Linked DNA regions of Homo sapiens: region 2 is linked to region 1. Evidence: chromatin loops called from intact Hi-C (ENCODE). Cell type or tissue: tibial artery. All regions are shown on one strand. Region 1 overlaps SEL1L2 (SEL1L2 adaptor subunit of SYVN1 ubiquitin ligase). Region 2 overlaps SEL1L2 (SEL1L2 adaptor subunit of SYVN1 ubiquitin ligase).

Evidence for each region. A loop is a pair of places that touch in the nucleus more often than their neighbours do. Peaks named below come from ENCODE experiments on the same cell type or tissue, not always from the same donor. Only the 100,000 strongest peaks of a DNase experiment are listed, where the experiment ranks them.
Region 2: it touches region 1 in a loop (2.0-fold over the local background); 3 of 110 quality-filtered maps call a loop at or near these places.

What each region holds. Positions count from the first base shown.
Region 1 is chr20:13,934,037-13,936,536 of GRCh38, reverse strand. All of the region lies in intron 2 of SEL1L2 (SEL1L2 adaptor subunit of SYVN1 ubiquitin ligase), which reads left to right. Among named protein-coding and RNA genes, the nearest start is that of SEL1L2, 55 kb to the left of the region's middle. In tibial artery, no CTCF peak of the experiment used is centred here; no DNase peak of the experiment used is centred here; H3K27ac peaks cover 2,039 bases.
Region 2 is chr20:13,867,344-13,869,843 of GRCh38, reverse strand. SEL1L2 (SEL1L2 adaptor subunit of SYVN1 ubiquitin ligase) reads left to right here. Exons shown (of 20, transcript NM_025229.2): 14 at 254-341. Among named protein-coding and RNA genes, the nearest start is that of NDUFAF5, 84 kb to the right of the region's middle. In tibial artery, no CTCF peak of the experiment used is centred here; a DNase peak (open chromatin) is centred at 1,285; H3K27ac peaks cover 2,500 bases.

The DNA.
Region 1 (2,500 bases):
AGGAGTCACTGGTACAGGTGGGCCTCAAAAGACATCTCAAAAGGCCAATCTTATGTTCTAAAATAGTGACGTTATTTACAGGAGTCATTGGGGAAGTTGTAAATCTTGTGACCTCTAGAATTGTGGCTGGTTATCATTGAACTATGCCTACATCTTAGCAGAATTTGGGCCCCTGTCATCCTCCTAACCTGGTGGGCTTTCATTAGTTTTACAAAGGTGGTTTAGTTTTTGGGAAGGGCTATTATCATTTCTCCCAAAGTTAGCTTAGCTCACACCCAGGAATGACCAAAGGCAGTTTGGAGGTTAAAAGTAAGATGGAGCTGGTTAGGTCAGATCTCTTTCAATGTCATAATTTTCTCGCTGTCATAATTTTGGCAAAGGCTATTTCAGAGCTTCAAGATACAGGGAAGTGAAGAGGCAGAGGGCAAGTGAAGATGTCAGAGACTATCAAAACACAGCTTCTTTCTCCGATGAAGAGCTATAGCTAGTCTATAGATGGGCCCAGGAGAGTTTTACAAACATGCTTTTATTGCATTTGCTGTTTAAAAACTAAAATTCACATGATAAGCCCTTCAACAGAAAATCTTGTCAGCAATGTTTCCGGAATATCTCCAGAAACAAACCACAACCACTATCACCATTTCCCCCTCTACCATCTTCTTTCTTCACTGTCACCATCAATTCTCAAGTGGCCTATTTCAGTTGGCCTCTTTTCCCCACTCCATCTCTACGATATCATATTCTCCACACATGAGCCAGAATGATACTTCTGAAATTTAATTCAGTTAATATCACTCCTCTGCTCAGAACCCTCCATAGGGCTCCCATTCACACAGAACACAACTCCCAATCCTGAACCTGGCCCCAGCGCTGCCTCTCTGCCTCATTATTTCCCCCTCTCCCCACCCCACTCACTCTGCTCCAGTTACCCTGTCTTCCTTGCACACCTGTGTGTTCCTGTTTCAGCGCCTTTGCGTTTGCCATTGCCTCTGTCAGAACTCCCTTCCTGAGGTTTATTTGCGTGGCTAACTCCCTCCATTCCCACAGGGGTCTACTCAAATGTAATCATAGAACTTCTCCACCCTGTATCAAATAACACTAACTTTTATCACTTCCCTCCCCTTACCCTTTTTAAAAACAACTCCTTTTATCAGTTGACTGTTATCTTCCCTGGCAGAAAATCAGCTGCAAGAGGGCAGAGACTTTGTTTGTTTGGTTGGTTGGTTTGGCTGTATCCCTGGCTCTGAGAGCAGGGACTGAGAGCAATGCTCCAAAAATGCTTGTTATTAAATTATTTAATCTCTGGATGCCTTGGAGAGTCAGAGAAAGCCTCTCTGTCTTCCAAGGCTCCCTAATACTTGGTCTCGCTGACTGTGTTCTGCTGTTGTTCAGGATGAGAGAGAAACCCAAAGTCAAGAAACACTGACCTCTGTAAAGAAGCCAGTAGAAACATCAGACAGTCACAGGCATTTGCCAAACTTGTACTGCCTCCTCAACTTAGATGCTAGTTATTGTTGAACTGAAAAGTTAAAGTTAAATGGCAATAACATATGATAATTCCACTATACTAGAGAGTGCAGGATGCTTATCAAAATCCATGTTCTCTTCTTCCAGATACCTAAATAGATTATGTTTCTCGGCCACCTTGCAATTAGGTGGGGCTAATAGAAGGTGGCTGAAAGCAGGAAATGCAAACCAAAACCACAATGTGATACCAGCTTACTCCTACAAGAATGGCCATAATCAAAAAATAAAAAAAAACAGATGTTGGCATGGATGTGGTGAAAAGGGAACACTTCTACACTGCTATGTGAATGTAAACTAAAACAACCAGTGTGGAAAACAGTGTGAAGATTCCTTAAACAACTAAAAGTAGAACTACCATTTGATTCAGCAACCCCACTACTGGGTATCTACTCAGAGGAAAAGAAGTCATTATACAAAAAAGATACTTGCACACAGGCTTATAGCAGCAGAATTCACAATTGCAAAAATACAGAACCAGCCCAAATGCCCATCAATCTACGAGCAGATAAAGAAACTGTGACATATATATATATGGAATATATATATATGGAATATATATATATGGAATATATATATGGAATATATATATATGGAATATATATATATGGAATATATATATATGGAATATATATATATGGAATATATATATATGGAATATATATATATGGAATATATATATATGGAATACTACTCAGTCATAAAAAGGAATGAGTTAATGGCATTCAAAGCAACTTGGATGGGACTGGATAATATTATTTTAAGTGAAGTAATTCAGAAATTGAAAAGCAAACATTGGATGTTCTCACTTATAAGTGGGAGCTAAGCTATGAGGATGCAAAGCCATAAGAATGATACAATGGACTTTGGGGAATTGGGGGGAAAGGGTAGGAAGAGGATGAGGAATAAAAGGCTACAAATTGGGTTCCGTGTATACTGCTCGGGTGATGGGTGCACCAAAATCTCACAAATCACC
Region 2 (2,500 bases), 67 kb after region 1:
AGTGACCTTCCCCCAATATCTAACAAAACTTACTGTCAATGTAGAAAAAGACATAATTATGATGAAAATGAGGCATTATTTCCTAATAGAGTCTAATATAATAATGAAATAAAATATATAATGTTTCTGATACTATTTTAATTACCCTAAATCACATAGGGCACTGTCTATACTCTTTTTAAGAAGTGGAAGGCAATTGTTTCCATGGAGTTTTACTTGTGCCTTTGAGTAATAGAGTGTAATTATCTTGCAGAATTATGCCGAAGCACTTAAATACTTTCAGAAAGCTGCGGAAAAAGGGTGGCCCGACGCACAGTTCCAGTTAGGCTTCATGTACTACTGTAAGTGCCACAAATACAGCTGCTTTATTTAGAATGACATATGCATTATTAAGTCTGCTTCTTTTATAACAAACATCAAAGGTTTGGTGTGAGTGGTTTAGACAGAACATTTAGGCAACAAATTAAATAAGAATTTGAAAAAGCCTAAAGAAAAGGACACTGGTTGGGAGGGGGGACAAGGAGGTGCAGAGTCAGGAAGCTTATCTTTGACAAGGTTAAGTTGGAGGTGCTAGCGATATCCCGTGCACATCCCCAGAAGCAAGTACGACACTCACGAGAAAGGTCAAACTTACAGAGAAGGTTCGAGAGGCATCAGCACGCAGCTATTAGTTAAGAGTAGTTGAGGTTGCAAAAGGAAAGGAGCAAGAGGGTGAGAGGAAAGAGCAGTGGGCCATGGTAGATAACTAGTGATCCTCCGTGCTGTATTGAAGGGTAGGCAGGGGAAGTACATCACTGAGAAGAATGGAAAGCCAAGCTCAGCGGAATAGGGAACAAAAAAAAAAAAAGATCTTAATGGAGCCAAGGGAAGAACTTTCAAGGAAGAGTAAATGAATGGGCACCCCTGTGAAATGCAGTGAGAAACCTGGTTTAAAAAACAAGTAAGAGGCCGGGCGTGGTGGCTCACGCCTGTAATCCTAGCACTTTGGGAGGCCGAGGCGGGCGGATCACGAATTCGAGACCAGCCTGGCCAATATGGTGAAACCCCGTGTCTACTAAAAATACAAAAATTAGCCTGGCATGGTGGCGGCTGCCTGTAGTCCCAGCTACTCGGGAGGCTGAGGCAGAATCAAATTGCTTGAACCCAGGAGGTGGAGGTTGCAGTGAGCCTAGATCACGCCACTGCATTCCAACATGGGCAACAGAGTGAGACTCCATCTCAAAAAAAAAAAAAAAAAGTAAGAAAGAATGAAATATGTATGAGACTTGGCAATACAGAGACTGTGGGTGAGGTCATTGGACTGCTTGGGGTGGAAGCCGCATGCCAACGGCATGAACGGAAGATCAGGAAGTTGAGAAATAAAAGTATTCTTGCAAGCAGCATGCCCTTAAAGGGAAGGAAAGAGAAGGAACTCAGCATCAGGGGGACTAGGACCCAGAGGGAGTTACTTTTAAGATGAAGAGACCTGAGCATAATTATAATTGATGGAAAGAGATTCTGAAAAACATTGGTGGTATTAGCACCTGATTAGGCACAGATCAGTGGAAGCCTCTTTAACCGTGATAGATAGACAGGATTGCTTACCCTCAAAGACTGGAGAGAGGGTGGAAAGGATGATGCGAATCTAAGTATGGGGGAATGGGATGGGGAGAGAGGTGAGTGAGGAAAGACAATATGAAGTTTTCTTCAATGATCTAGTAGGTACAAAGTTGACTTCTGTGAGCAAAGGTAGAGTGGTTGGCTAGGAGGTCTTAGAAAGCCATGAAAGTTTGTAACAATCTCTGTGGGGAGTGAGAGAGGAAGTGGCCAAGACAAATACCAGGAGATATGAACATACCTGAGTATCCCCACCAAGTCCTTCATGTCAGAGGAGGAGCCAGGGCAGCAGCAGACCACATCATCAAGGAGGTCACATCCGGTCAAGGGGTCACTGGCATTTTCCACGGTGGCCCAGCAGGAGCACCTGTTTTGTACTATCTTGGGGGGTTGAGGTTGCCTAAGATGGCCTTGTTCTTCTAGTTCATTCCAAGTCCTTGGCTTGGGATCTACCAGATTTCCCAAGTTTCTAGAATAAGAAAAATAGTCATGGCTAATGTATATTAAGTCTTCGTATGTTTTAACTCATTTCGTATGTTTTAACTCATTTGACCCTCTCAACTCATTTGACCCTCTCAACATCTACCGGGTATCCCACAGTGTATCCACTGTGATGAGCAAACTAAGCCAATGTTGTGGTTGGACATCTTGCCCAGGATCACACAGTTGTGGAGCTGGAATTCAAATTCAAGCAATTTGCCTCCAGAGCTTTTGCTCTTAATCGCTACATGGCACTGCTTCTAAAGGCTCCAGTGTTAGAGCTGGAAGATAACTTAAAGACCATCTAAGGAAAGCCTTCACTTTTGCAAATAAAGTGCCTAAATGGCCCAAGTCACAAAAGAACTAATGAGAGAGCCAGGACAAGAATCTTGGCTGCTGGGAGTCTGCTGGTTCTCTGCTCTAG